Regions from separate parts of the Mus musculus genome. Here region 1 is linked to region 2. Evidence: chromatin loops called from intact Hi-C (ENCODE). Cell type or tissue: left cerebral cortex. All regions are shown on one strand.

Region 1 (2,500 bases), 210 kb before region 2:
AGGGGGACACGTGTGTGTCCAGAGTCAGGGTCCAGATGAGATATCCTTACCTCTGTGGGCAGTGCCTGCAATTGTGGGCAGCTGTGCCACAGCCCTAGCGCTGCTGGTCCTCAGTTTGATTCTATGCAACCAGTGCAGGGGAAAGATGCCCAAAAACCCCAAAGAGGAGAAGAAGCCGAAGGAGAAGAAGAAAAAGGGCAGTGAGAATGTAGCTTTTGATGACCCAGACAACATCCCTCCCTATGGGGATGACCTAGCTGTTAGGAAGCAACCTGAGGGGAATCCCAAGCCGGACATCATAGAGCGAGAGAACCCCTATCTAATCTTCGATGAGACTGACATCCCCCACAACTCAGAGACCATCCCTAGTGCCCCGCTGGCTTCCCCTGAGCAGGAGATTGAGCACTATGACATCGACAATGCCAGCAGTATCGCGCCCTCAGATGCAGACATCATCCAGCACTACAAACAGTTCCGAAGCCACACGCCTAAGTTTTCCATCCAGAGGCACAGTCCTCTGGGCTTCGCCAGGCAGTCCCCTATGCCCTTGGGAGCAAGCAGTCTGACCTACCAGCCTTCTTCATATGGCCAAGGGTTAAGAACCAGCTCCCTTAGCCACTCGGCCTGCCCCACTCCCAACCCTCTGTCCAGGCACAGCCCAGCTCCTTTCTCCAAACCATCTGCCTTCTACAGGAACAGCCCAGCCCGGGAACTGCATCTTCCTCTGAGGGATGGGGGTACGCTGGAAATGCATGGGGACCCCTGCCAGCCTGGCATGTTCAACTATGCCACCAGGCTAGGGAGAAGAAGTAAGAGCCCTCAGGCCATGGCATCTCATGGATCGAGACCAGGGAGTCGCCTCAAACAGCCCATAGCACAGATCCCTCTAGAATCTTCTCCTCCCGTGGGACTCTCCATAGAGGAGGTAGAGAGGCTCAACACCCCTCGACCCAGAAACCCCAGCATCTGCAGTGCAGACCATGGGAGGTCCTCTTCTGAAGAAGACTGTAGAAGGCCCCTGTCCAGAACCAGGAACCCAGCAGATGGCATCCCTGCCCCAGAATCGTCTTCTGACAGTGACTCCCATGATTCTTTCACGTGCTCAGAAATGGAATACGACAGGGAGAAGCCCGTGGTCTACACTTCCAGGATGCCCAAGTTATCTCAAGTCAACGAATCCGATGCAGATGACGAAGATAATTATGGAGCCAGACTGAAACCCAGAAGGTACCATGGACGCAGGGCTGAGGGGGGACCAGTGGGTACCCCTGCAGCAGCGTCTGGGGCTGCAGACAGCACCCTGAAGCTGGGGCAGCAGGCAGGCAACTTCAACTGGGACAACCTTTTGAACTGGGGCCCAGGCTTTGGTCATTATGTGGATGTCTTTAAAGATTTGGCCTCTCTCCCAGAAAAAGCAGCTGGTAACGAAGAAGGTAAAAGTGGGGCAGCTAAACCAGCCGCCAAAGATGGGGAGGCAGAACAGTATGTGTGAGGTGTATGTGTGGGCAAGAAACACTCAAAGCACGGTGTGGCTTCCCACCAGCGGGGGTCACCTTTGTAAAACAGGCCAGTATAGACCGGTGGCCAGGGACACATTTAAAGTTAACCACAAAGCTGCTCACATAGACTCCAAACGACTGACTCTTTAATTTAAATGTGCTCAGTGGAACGGAATGATCCTCCTGCATGCATCTTGTTTTGTGATGAGTTTTGGGGCATGCAACATTGGGAAGTGTTGCTTTGTGTTTGGTTTGTGGTTTTTTGCCGTTTATACCATTGCAGTTGTAGACTCGAGCTTGTGCTTTCACAGTGGGGTTGCTTGTTTCCATTGTAGTGTTACGGTTGTGTTTTACCTTGCAAGATCATTTAAGTTTAGCCAACCCGTGTGGAGTGCAGGAAGGAGGACTTCCCACCTTGGAGGGATGAAAGGCTGCACATTTAACACTCTTCAGATGAATAGATTCATATGTGATGTCGCTCAGACACAATAAGGGCTTGTTTTACATGACGGTGGGTACTAAGAATAAGTCATTTTGTTCCGCACTTTAAAGCTTTCTTAAAAACTGTGTTGACACTTGTGTGTCTCCGTGCGAACAGTCATGGCCTCCTGACTTACCTCAGGCTTCCAGGAAGAACAAGATGACCACATACTGTCCCCAGAACACTGCCACCTTTCCTCTTCCGGGATAACATTCTCAGCGCACTTCTAAGAGACAATTTTTAAAGTTATTTATTGAAGAAAAAAAGTTCTATGCTTTTAACATTGTAACAAATTGACCTATGCAGGCCCTAATTGGTTTTATTTTCTATCCATTCAACATTTACCCCAAGTACCCAGTTTTTATAATTTATATAAAGTCAGATTGCAATGTTTCTTACTTTCCGTCGTTTTGTAGATCATTTTTTTAATACTGTGTAAAACTTTTTTTTTTTTTTTTTTACACCTGAGCTGTGGTTTTGATACTGATATTTTCCTATGCCGGAAACTTTTCTTGCTTTC
Region 2 (2,500 bases):
GTAAGGGGGACTTTTGGTATAGCATTGGAAATGTAAATGAGCTAAATACCTAATAAAAAATGGAAAAAAAAATATCCAGAAAAAAAAAGAAAGAAAGAAAGAAAGAAAGAAAGAAAGAAAGAAAGAAAGAAAGAAAGAAAGAAAGAAAGAAAGAAAGAACCTCCTAAGTCCAAGGAAAATTATCCAGAGCCGTCTGGGGTGGTGGTGCGCTTTGTTGTTTACAAAGAAGAGCCTTTCACACCTAATATGTGATTTTCTTACTGCAAATTAATTTCTTTAAAGAAAACTCTTACTAAACAACAACAAAGGAGATAGTTTCACTTCTGAGTACATGCTGTGGATTGCTCTCTCAAATCATGCAGCCTTATTATGGTGGTCAATAGAGTGTCCACGCTGAACTCTGCTGATCCAACACGCAGGCACTGTGAAGAAAATGCGTTGCTATTTTAGTGGTTCTGTTTCTAAGCAATGCTTTTTCAGCACAGGTCTACAAAATAGGACAGATTCTTCACTCAGTGTAAGGGACAAAACAAAAGAGGGCCACGCCCCTTCCTCGGGTCTTGCCTTCATTGTTCAGTCCTGAGCAGCCCTTGTGATGTAAGAGACTGGGAACAGAAAGCTTTGACCAGATCAAAAGCTGAGTGAGTTTAGGAAAGGGAGACTTCCAGTGACTGGGGCTTGGACTACAGCAAATGAATCTAAGATTAGATTTGGAGCCCCAGGTCCTCGGACAGTCCCTTGCCCGCTTGCTTTCCCATCCCTGCCTCTTTCACAAGGAAAGAAATAACAACTTTCTCTTCCTGTTAGTCTAGGTGCTTAAAAGTAACACATTCCAGCAAGCAGGAGGGGGAGGCTCGAAGCAGCGGGACACAGTAAATCTTGCCAAGGGGCCAGCATTTCCTGGTTCACAATTGCAGGAAAGGCCTTGCTCCCTTATCAAGGGGACCTGGATGCTTTCATAGGCAATTGTTTTAAAAGCTAAACAACATTAAATATTGTATGTGGTGCGCAAGACTTGTGGGGAGGAAGCCCCGCTCCAGATGGATCGGACAATGGTTTTGTCTGATGCTTTGTTCTTTTTTTTATTGGTGAAAAAGAAAAATTCGGGGTAATGTCTGTATGCAACTTTGCTTTCAGTAAAGTTTCTGCTGTTCTAGAAAACAATAGCGGCTGGAACAATGGACGTTTCCTTTTCAATAAGTGCTTCCTTGAAACTGTACTGAGAGAAAATAGACACAGGTTAGCAGCAATGGAATGGCAGTCCCTCTGAGGAAACCAGCCCTAATGAAGCACATGGGCTCCACAAGCTCCTGAGAAAGTGAGGAAATGTCTTACTGGGTGGGGACAGACACCCCCTAATGGCCAGGGAAGACAGTGAGTGTCAAACTATTCCTATCAGAGTGTATAACAAATCACTTGGCCATCAGCTGGTGACCCTGTGGGAAACACATAAACAGAGAGTGTATATTCATAGCATCTAAACTATACTTATATTTTTAATATGAATTATTAAGTATAATGAGTAATATGCATTTAAGTATACACACACGCGCACACACACATTCATCCTGTCTCAGAAAATTCTGAATGTTGGCTAGGAGAGAGAACAGACTGCCACACAATAATATGAAAGTGAATACCCACAGTGTCTATACTCTGCTCATTGTCCCTGAATATCTAGCCATCAAAATGCTTCATAAATCAATTTTTACCATTTATACTAACTCACAGGGACATCATTTCATTAAAAAATAAAATGAGGGGCTGGAGATATAGCACAGTGGTTAAAAAGGACTTCTTGTTCTTGCAGAGGACCTGGGTTTAATTCCAAGAACCCACTTAGCAGCTCACAACCATCTATAACTCCAATTCCAGAAGATCTGACACCTTTTCTCCTCCTCCCCCTCCCTTCCCCCTCTTCCTCCTTCTCCTCCTCTTCCTCCTGTTCCTCTTGCTCTTCCTGCTCCTCCTCTTTTCTCCTCCTCACCTCCTTGGGTACTCATATGGTGGTGGAAATACTTAGATCTTGATAAAGCAGTTACACACATAAAAACAAAACAATCTAAAGACATAAAAATGCATTCTAAGGTAAAATGATACCAGTGGTATAGTTGATGTCTGTGAAAAACCTGTACGGAGTTTGTTTCTGAAATACTACTGGGTATAACAATATGTCCCCTTTTATGAAACTCTCCCAGTGTGAATCAGAATCTGAATTCTGCATATGAGATAGTGACCTTCCACATAGAACATTTCTCATACAGTAGAATAATTCTGGAGGAGAGCTTTCTGCAGCCACCATGGCACTTCACTGAGATACTTTGGAATCAAGGAGAAGGGAGGTAGTGAGTGGTGTAGTGAGGACAGCTTAAAAAAATATTAAAGACTTATTTCCAGGGAGAAATATTATTTGACCTACAAAACAAAAAGAAGAAGTTTCAATTAAAGAAAGAGAAGCAAGTGATGTATTTTTAAAAATGAATGGCAATATTTATAAAAT

The links. Hi-C counts contacts between places; a loop is a spot of excess contacts. Peaks named below come from ENCODE experiments on the same cell type or tissue, not always from the same donor. Only the 100,000 strongest peaks of a DNase experiment are listed, where the experiment ranks them.
Region 1: it touches region 2 in a loop (2.1-fold over the local background); 3 of 42 quality-filtered maps call a loop at or near these places.

The regions. Positions count from the first base shown.
Region 1 is chr3:39,009,351-39,011,850 of GRCm38, forward strand. Fat4 (FAT atypical cadherin 4) reads left to right here. Exons shown (of 17, transcript NM_183221.3): 17 at 1-2,500. The coding sequence ends at 1,492. Among named protein-coding and RNA genes, the nearest start is that of C230034O21Rik, 120 kb to the left of the region's middle. In left cerebral cortex, a CTCF peak has its summit at 1,050 (motif pointing right); DNase peaks (open chromatin) are centred at 1,119, 1,410 and 1,994; H3K27ac peaks cover 270 bases.
Region 2 is chr3:39,219,556-39,222,055 of GRCm38, forward strand. No RefSeq gene overlaps it. Among named protein-coding and RNA genes, the nearest start is that of Gm42214, 56 kb to the right of the region's middle. In left cerebral cortex, a CTCF peak has its summit at 1,357; a DNase peak (open chromatin) is centred at 678; H3K27ac peaks cover 622 bases.